Regions from separate parts of the Mus musculus genome. Here region 2 is linked to region 1. The links are chromatin loops, found by intact Hi-C in ENCODE. Cell type or tissue: gastrocnemius. All regions are shown on one strand.

The links. Hi-C counts contacts between places; a loop is a spot of excess contacts. Peaks named below come from ENCODE experiments on the same cell type or tissue, not always from the same donor. Only the 100,000 strongest peaks of a DNase experiment are listed, where the experiment ranks them.
Region 2: a loop joins it to region 1, with 4 times the contacts of the local background. A loop is called at or near these places in 9 of 42 quality-filtered maps.

What each region holds. Positions count from the first base shown.
Region 1 is chr8:10,041,507-10,046,506 of GRCm38, forward strand. No RefSeq gene overlaps it. Among named protein-coding and RNA genes, the nearest start is that of Tnfsf13b, 37 kb to the left of the region's middle. In gastrocnemius, a CTCF peak has its summit at 2,585 (motif pointing right); a DNase peak (open chromatin) is centred at 2,574.
Region 2 is chr8:10,217,046-10,222,045 of GRCm38, forward strand. The region is part of intron 1 of Myo16 (myosin XVI); the gene reads left to right. Among named protein-coding and RNA genes, the nearest start is that of Gm51560, 33 kb to the right of the region's middle. In gastrocnemius, no CTCF peak of the experiment used is centred here; DNase peaks (open chromatin) are centred at 434 and 3,026.

The DNA of each region.
Region 1 (5,000 bases):
GGAGCAAAGAACTGGTCTCATCCGGAATCATCAAAGGCTCTGCTGACTTCTGCTGACCCTGCAGGCCCCACTTAGTGATTCCACAGCTTTCAAAAATGGCACTGGAAGCTGGGAATTTAGCATTCCAAATATGAGTTTGGTAGGGCACATTTCAGACTCAGATCACAGTCTTCTGTCTCTTGCCCCTGAAGGCTCATGATTGTCTAATAATGAGAAGTTCCACTAATCCAAATCTGAGAGTTCCCACTATATTAATAAAAACTCCAGCTCACCCAAATATCCAATGTTCAAAGTCTCTACTGAGTCTCAAGACAATACCTGAGCTACTTGGCTTCATAAAATGATCTTCTAGTATACGGTAGCACTGAGCAGCATTCCCAAAGGGAGGGATTGGAGGAAGCAAGGAAATATTGGACCAAACAAAGTCAAAACAGGACAAATGTTAAATCTTGTAGCCCTGGGCGTGGTTCTGTGGCACAAGTTACCACAATGCGATCCACCACAGGCTTGAGGAGCCTTGCTTTGTTCAGCACACCATGCCTTGGGCTAGCTCCACATGGTATCTGCAGCTTTCCATGGCAGGTATTCCAGTTCTCAACATCCTCCTATCCATATTGCAAACATAGATTTTATGCAAAGCCCCATGCATATGCTGCAAGGGACCCCTGATATGCAGACTCCACTTGTGCTCCATCCACACTGGCCTTTATCTTGACCCAGTACTTCTATGGTGTCAGCACACAGAAAATGCCAGCCTCTGCAGCCACCCCAAGATGTGACTGGTCCCTTGGACCATGGCTGTACCGGTCTCTGAGTACCTTGTGTATCTTCTGTTTAATGGTGCTGATCTTTTTGCCAGTTAAAGCCATTTTATCTGCATCTGCTTTGTCCACAATGACACTCTCCTTTCACACTGTACATTTTCAATTCTTTCTTTCTTTCTTTCTTTCTTTCTTTCTTTCTTTCTTTCTTTCTTTCTTTCTTTCTTTCTTTCTTTCTTCCTTCCTTCCTTCCTTCCTTCCTTCCTTCCTTCCTTCCTTCCTTCCTTCCTTTCTTTCTTTCTTTCTTTCTTTCTTTCTTTCTTTCTTTCTTTCTTTTCTCTTGGTTTTTCGAGACAGGGTTTCTCTGTGTAGCCCTGGTTGTCCTGGAACTCACTTTGTAGACCAGGCTGGCCTCGAACTCAGAAATCCGCCTGCCTCTGCTTCCCGAGTGCTGGGATTAAAGGCGTGCGCTCAAATCTTTTTCTGATCTTTAGTCCTGAATCTTGGTGTCAGTTTGGCTTAAAGCTCTGGGAAATGACAATGCTGAAGCCCACATGCTATGCTGTGTCAAAACTTCCGCTACAAAACAATTCCATAGAGTTCACACTCACTCAACTTTGAGGACACAGGGGAAAATGTAGCTTGGTTCTTTGCACAAATGTGACATACACAGTCTAGAGTCCAGTCTTCAATAGAGTTCGGTTCCCACCGAAACCTCACGGGTGCTGTCTTTGTGGCCCACCATTCTTCAGGCATTCTGGGATTCCAGACTCCCAGCAGCATCCCCCCACTAAGTGAAGACTAGTGTATCTAGGACATCTGTAGTCCTCAGTTCCAATCTCTTTCAAATCCCTCCTAAAAATCATCTCCCAGGGTTCAAACCTCTCTTGGTCCGGCTTCATTTATCAATAACCTCAATTTTCTGATATTAATCGTCTATATTAGTTACTTGTGTTATCATTGTGGCAAGATGTATGACCGAGGTTTCATCTTGACTCCTGGTTGAGGAGAAAGCTCAGCCCATCCTGCTAACGGTGTTGCAGGAGGAGACTGAGAAAGGCGACTGGTGCTCACATAGCACAGGTCTGGGAGCAGAGAGCCTGGCCACAGCCATGACATGTAGCCTGTAAACATTTCCCTAGTGATCTAGTCCAGTCAGCCATGTTGAACTTCCTGTAGTCCCTATAATATAGTTCAAAATAGTATTGCAAGCTGTGGCCAGTGTTCAAAACATGAGACTAAAGGCACTTTATACTCTCATCACAGTACTCATGTCCAAATAAAGCCATCAAAAGAGAAGATGGGCGGAGAGAGGAGAGAGGAAGGGAGTAAGATACAGCGTTTTCAGTATTTAAAGAGTGGAATAGGATTGAATGTACAGGAGCAGGAGAAGGCAGACCTTTTGGATTTTTCTTCTTTTGTTTTTAGACTGTTTTTTGGGATATGATAGAAATCCCATTACATTTGGTACATCTTAATTTTATATGTAATTTTAATATAGATACAGTGTTACTCGTAGTGTCATATAATTGCTTTAGAATATTCAGGACTTGAGCGTACAGGGCAGGCATGATTGGGGAGGAAGATGGCAACGATACTTCTGTTTTTCCCCAGTTTTTGCAGCTTGACAATGTTAGGGAGGGATGGTCAGATGTTTTGTTGAGTGGGTGAGGTGAATCGGGTATTTTTTTTCTTTTCCTCTGTGTGTGTATGCGTGAATGTGTGTATGCACGTGCATGCCTGTATGTGTGTGTAATTAGTGTAGCCATGTCATACAAGTGCCTTCCTTTGTCCTGTTGCTCACACATGCAACCACTAGAGGGAAGCACGCGAACATCTAATGAAAACGTCTGCTTTATTAACTACAATTAAGCAAATGGTAAAAATTGTAAGACTACGAAAAGGAACAATAAGCTACCCAACATACGCCATGAATGTTCCTTAAGGTATATTCCCCGGGCACTGTAAAACCGAGATGTCGCCACATCTTCTACTGTCCATCTTTGCATGAAGTTCTATTGTATCAAACCACTTACAACGACAAGACCTTGCACAACCATAGCCCCCAGTGCAAAAGGAGTCTAGCTAAAGCTTCCAGAAATAAAAGCCACTCTGTTTTGCTGAAGAGTCTATAAGGCCAAGAGACTAAACATTGTGAGTGTTGACATTTAACACTGTGTAGACCAGGGCCAAATTATCTTCAGCTATTTCAGTCACACAAAAAAACTCATTGCTCACTCCCATGTCTGACCAAACCTTTTGTGACTACTAAAACATTAAATATTCATTCATTGAAGAGAATGTACTTCCACCAGCAACAAGCTAAGGATATGTCAGACAGCATCTGAAACCTACAGCAGTTCCCCCTCTTTGTAGCTGCTCTGCCACCCGTGGTCCCTGCCTGTATGTGGCATATGCCTTGGTTTATAAATGCCTTGGTTTACGACTTTGTTTGGTAATTAACAGTGGCTTGTGTAGCCACCTCCATAGTAGGTCACATCCTTAGGAATGACCCAAATTAATATTTGCAGCCCACGGTCAGATTGCATACCATAATTAATTCTTTTGTGCTTCCATTAAGGACTGTAAGACCTGTGGTGAGTCCTACGAACTCCATGTCCAATTGAAAGCCCATTTCCCTTGACATTTCAACTTTCGATGTTCTAAAGGCTAGTAAGGTCACCTATCACAGTCTGACCTATAAACAAACCCGTGGGCCTCATGTCCCTCCCATCCACGCTTCCTTGTCATTCCAGGACCCAGGACACCCAGGACAGCACTCCCTTCTTGCAATACCACACACACCATGCCTTCTTCTCTGTATCCAACCATCGAGCACTTAACACTTTCTTTTACACCAAAAATATTTCTGCAATGAATCATGAGATTGATTCTTCTGGTTTCTATCAATAATCTTGGAAAATATGCATCCAAGCATACATCATCTCCAGTGAGCAAATATTAAAGACACTTTCCTACGAGAAAGGTTGCCATGAGCCTGGCCTGTAGGCAACAGGATATTTGTGGTTGTTCTCTTTTTGCTTTGAGTTGGACTCCTTATATCTTGAAATTGGAGCATCTTTGCCCTGTAGGAGAACAGTGAGTGCAAACATAGGCATGTGGACAGACATCAAAAGCCGCACTTCTGGGAGGTCAAGGCTCTTGTCTTGGCCAGTGTAGGGCTCATTCTGACTTGGGATGCTCATAGGTTGTTATTTCTCTCCCTGAGTTTCTTCTCCACTATGCATCTGTTTGGAGATTTTTATTCCTTATAGAGACACAGAGGCAATGTCTAGGGTTCCTGGAAGCTCTCAGACTTGACCACATGCACTTATGCACTTGTTCTAGGAAATAAATTAAATATGATACAAACAGCTTCCCACTATTACGGACTTTGTTGAACTTTCCATTCTACACACTGTACAACAGAAAACTCACACTGTGGACAGTAGAACATGTTTCTCCTGCCAGGGTTATGAGCTTATATAGGAAATATTTCTCAATCACTTCATGTGTGGAATTTGGCACTCACTCGTGCACAAGGATAAGGGTAGAGTGACAGTTATCAGAAGCTGGAATGGGGCAGAGCTAGGCATGGACAAAGGCTGCTGCATGGTACTGAGCACATGTGGTGTGCACATAGTATGACTATGGTGAGCACAGTGTGTGACTGTGGTGTGCACACAGTGGAGTGACTGGTGTGCACATAGTGTGACTATGGTGTGCACAGTAGTGTGACTGTGGTGTGCACAGTATAGTGATTATGATCTTTATAGTGGTGTGCACAGTGGAGTGATTGTTGAATGCACACTAGTGTGACTATGGGATGCACAGTAGTGTGATTATGGTGTGCACAGTAGAGTGACTGTGTTATGCACAGTAGTGTGACTGGTCTGCACAGTGGAATGACTATTGTGTGCACATAGTGTGACTATAGTGTGCACACTACTGTGGCTGTAGTGTGCACATTAGTGTGACTGTGGTGTGCACACTAGTGTTACTGTGACCGTGGTATGCACACTAGTATGACTATGGTTAATAATACTCTATGGAGTATTTAAAAGAATCTACAAAAAAGAATCTGAGCATTTTTACCACAAGGGAAAGATAAACATGTAGACAGACAGGTTTGTGTAGGTGGACTTGGACATTCATAAAGACTATGTGTATTAAAACAACACAGGCTCTACATAAATGTGTATAAAGTTTATATTTTAAAAGACACTGAATGGAAAATAT
Region 2 (5,000 bases), 180 kb after region 1:
TCCTCTCTCCTGTGTCTGCTTCAGCACTAAGTTCCTTCATGAGTCTGCCTTAGCCTTTCACCTGTGTCCACTTTAAAAAAACCTTCCTTCACCTTTTTGCCCAAGCAAAACACCATCAAACACAACTGACTTTCCAAAGAACCCTTTAAGTTCCACTTCAGAAATACTCTCTTAAGTGTCGAAAAGCAGATCTGTGAGCACAGTCAAAACAAGGACAGATATAACAAGGAAGCAGTGGTTTATCAATCCTCACCAGGAAGGAAGTTGTTAGCAGCTATGGAGTATGACGGTGCACACAGAATGTTTCAAATAGACAGACACTCTCAAAGGACAGCTTGAAGCATGTGTTTATATGTTAGTGTGACTGTGCTTGAGTCAACTCATAGGAGAAGGCAGGCAGGGGTCGGTCAGCTTGACAGAACAAAATGGGAGGGTCCTGGCACAAGCCACCAGGCAGAGCTGTAAGCTCAGCTCTGCTATGCTGCCAACCCTAACACCGGGATATACTGGATCTGATGACAGCTGTGATGCCACTCACAGCAAGATGGAACTACCCAGTCATTACAGTCTGAGGCTCTGGGATAAACAGTTTTCTTGTGTATCTTAAAGGTGACAACGAGCAATGGTAATATTTACATAGTGGTGAATTTTGACTTATGACTCTGGAAGTTACTGTAAAACCAGGTATGTACACTCTCAATCAGTGAGAACCCTCTCTAGGAGTCCACTAGTCAAGATCTTCAAGGCAGGGGTCACCACACCAGCTCTTTCACCTGATCACACAGAGTTAGATGGAAGTCGGCTCTATTGATCAGCTCATGGGGCCTCCTGCCCCCTGACAATGTGTCTCCGACATTCTCACCAAGAGCTGATGATCCTGGGCACCCAAAAACTCCCGGGCAGGCACAGCTAGCTCACATAAATAAACGCTGGCAACTGCCACACTCAAGGCTACTCTGGAGAGTGGCAGAGACCAATCTGTGATGTCAGAGATGGACGCAATACAAACCTGATGAATGTCATAGCCAAGCCAGCTACGTAAGCCAACGTGCTGACTACTCTCATGCGATTAGCTAAACACAGCCTTAGCATCGCCCTCGCCTTCCTTAAACCTAAGCTTTGTCAAGGTACCCGAGAGGAGAATTGACTTCATGTCCTGACAGCCTCAATCCCCAGCAAGCCTGCTTCCTTGACTTATTCAAGAGTTCTCTGAACTAGTCCTGTATTCTGTGATATACTCCTATCCAGGTGCCTGAGCTTGCCTGCAGTGAACACTATTCTCTCTGGAGCAGGGACAGCTCAGACATGTTCACCTTCTAGAGTCCTTGGGTCTAGGTAGCACACTGTCGCCCACTCAAGTGGTGCTTTCTGCTCACCTGTGACCACTAAGTCTCCTCTCACATCCTAGCTGGTTTATGCAAGCTCTTCCCAGTGCACCTCTGCCACCACCATCTATCTAGTCAGGATGTTAGCATCCTGCCATCTCTTAACAAATACATCGGCATCTGTGAGTCAGTGGCTTGGCTCTAGATGATCAACACTGGAATTCCCCTGATGGGCATTTGACTTCCATGCTTTCAGGCGACCTTGAAGCTCTGGACTCTGACACTTCTGTGTTCCCTTGATACAATCTTTTGAGCTTGGTCAAGTCCCTGTGGAGTTCTAGAGGAAGGGGTGGGTTCAGTGCCATAGCCTTCCCTATGCATCGTGGTATGGCTGCTTAAGGGGCATCAGGCTTCCCTTGAGCATCTATCTGCGATAGGAAGGATCTAATTTTTCATGCTGTTATGAATCAAAGAAATTGAGTCAGAGGAAGATATTTTTGCTTGTTTCTGCACAGTTATACTCTGCTCTTGCTGGAAGGCATCTTTGAACTCTCTTCTACAAATTCAATCTACATTTTCATGGCTATTTTGGCTGTCAGATGTGTTCTAGAATACAAATGTCAAAATCCCAACTGTCTCTACTATCTGTACTATAAAAGTCGTTGGCCATTTTTTATGCACATGTTTTTATTTATTTCAGTGCTATGTCGCAGAAGCCATCCAGTCATGGATTGGAAGTACACAGACCATACTGGGATTGCTAGTTTTGCTCTGGTTTCCGCAGGAGATTCATGCTTGTTTGACTCGTTTAAGGGAATTGAACGGATTCATATCCCCTAACCCTACAGGATTAGACCCACATTTGTCTGACAGTTTCTGGCTTAGAGATTTCTGTTGATTTGAAAATGTTTCTTGGAAAACACTTTTGCATGTTATGTAAGAGCGAGTTCCTCAGTGGATAAGATGCTGGTGTGAGTTTGGAAGGGGGAAGCACTGCCCCTATCAGAAGGCCAATTCAGCCTGGAGTACCAGGGGACTTTCCAGCCCTTGACACTTCCCTCTGTGTGATAGTCTCCTTCATCTTCTACAGCGGTTTGGACATAAATCCCTGGCGGACTGGTCCCTCTGGCAAATAAAACTAATGCATGTGCCAGCTCCATTTCTCTTCTGAAGACCGGTCTGTTCCTGTACATGTGTCTGTCCCTTCACACAAATCTGTCCTTGCACACAAGACTGTCCCTGTACAAGAGTCTGTCCCTGAACACCAGTCTGTGCTTACACACAAGTCTGTCCCTGAATACCAATCAGTCTCTTCCTGTGCACCAGTCTGTCCCTGGTCATGAGTTTGCCCCTGTACACCAGTCCATTCCTGTACCCCTGCCTGTCCCTTGCTATCCTTTACCAGGAAACCTTTAATACTATAATTTTGGTGTCCGTTATTCTGGCTACTCAGACTATTTCTGGACATAAAAAACCACACTTGAGTCAGTCACTCACAGACCCAGGCTCTTTCTTTTAACCTCGCATGGACCGAGGCGTCACTTCATGTTAATTAAAGAACTGCATAAAGTCACAAAGGAACAGTGGCCAACTGCTGTGGGACAAAGCATGGGCTGCCATTGACTTGGCCTGTGTTCTGTTGCTTTTTGGAATGACTTTCTCTTAAGTCAGACATTGACTTGCAAGAACCAGCCACCCAGCTGGGTGGGGGAGGGGTAGCAGAAGGGTTGTGTGCCAGGATCGGAGCTTTCTGGACAGCAGAGGAACTTTGGGTTTCACTTTCCTGCAGGTTTCCTGCCTCTGTCTGCACTGTGGTGAGCAGGCCAGTCCCCCCCCCCACCCCCTGGGAACAAGGTGTTAAAACATCTATCCTTGCAAGGGAGTTTTCATCCCCTCCCTTTAACTTACACTTGCACTTGGCTTTTTCTTTGTTGGATTGTTTCTCTCTCTGATCTACTCAGCTCAGAATACTACAACCTTCCTCTTTAGATTCTTATCTCTGATTAAAAACCAAGAAACATTCCAAGTTCTGAAAATCTTCCTCGGTGTGGAAATATAAAGTTCTGACAGAGAAAGGAAATTTTTCTCAGCCGTACATGCTTTGGCCAATTCTTTGCTGTGATCTGACGTCGAAGCCTGTAGTGAAAAAAACACCACTTTAAAAACCCAAGAACACACTTCACGTCATGTTAAATGCCTGTGGAGTAGAAATGGTGTAGCATCAGGCTGCACTTGTTCTTTCAAAGGGTCCCATGTATCTTCGTGTGTCCCATTCTCACCACAGTTGATGGCTGCTGTGGGGTCTAGAGCTCCCAGTGTTTTCACCTTTGACCCTAAGTGTGATGGTTTGTATATCAACCCTAACTAAGACACTAAGAAAAGACAACCCCCAACTGTGAATGCATCTCTTTTCGGCCTCACAAGCTCATGACTTAGAAAATTGTTACTTGACCTTTTTCCCTTACTGCTTTTAGTATTCTATCTTTATTTAGTGCATTTGATGTTCTGATTATTATGTGTCGGGAGGAATTTCTTTTCTGGTCCAGTCTATTTGGAGTTCTGTAGGCTTCTTGTATGTTCATATGCATCTCATTCTTTAGATTTGGGAAGTTTTCTTCAATAATTTTGTTGAAGATGTTTGCTGGACCTTTGAGTTGAAAATCTTCATTCTCATCCACTCCTATTATGAGGAATGGATACAGAAAATGTGGTACATCTACACAATGGAGTACTACTCAGCTATTAAAAAGAATGAATTTATGAAATTCCTAGCCAAATGGATGGACCTGGAGAGCATCATCCTGAGTGAGGTAACACAATCACAAAGGAACTCACACAATATATACTCACTGATAAGTGGATACTAGCCCAAAACCTAGGATACCCACGATATAAGATACAATTTCCTAAACACATGAAACTCAAGAAAAATGAAGACTGAAGTGTGGACACTATGCCCCTCCTTAGAAGTGGGAACAAAACACCCATGGAAGGAGTTACAGAAACAAAGTATGGAGCTGAGATGAAAGGATGGACCATGTAGAGACTGCCATATCCAGGGATCCACCCCATAATCAGCTTCCAAATGCTGACACCATTGCATACACTAGCAAGATTTTACTGAAAGGACCCAGATGTAGCTGTCTCTTGTGAGACTATGCCGGGGCCTAGCAAACACAGAAGTGGATGCTCACAGTCAGCTAATGGATGGATCACAGGGCTCCCAATGGAGGAGCTAGAGAAAGTACCCAAGGAGCTAAAGGGATCTTCAACCCTATAGGTGGAACAACATTATGAACTAACCAGTACCCCTGAGCTCTTGACTCTAGCTGCATATGTATCAAAAGATGGCCTAGTCGGCCATCACTGGAAAGAGAGGCCCATTGGACACGCAGACTTTGTGTGCCCCGGTACAGGGGAACGCCAGGGCCAAAGGTGGGGAGTGGGTGGGTAGGGGAGTGGGGGTGGGTGGGTAAGGGGGACTTTTGGTATAGCATTGGAAATGTAAATGAGCTAAATACCTAATAAAAAATGGAAAAAAAAAAAAAAAGAAAATTGTTACCTGCTTAGAGGTGTTGTCATCAAAATCATCCAAACTCCAGGTTAACTTGGTCTGAGCACCAGTGTAGGTTAACTGTAGAGACCTGCTGCCTTCTCTGTTGATTGCTTTGAGCC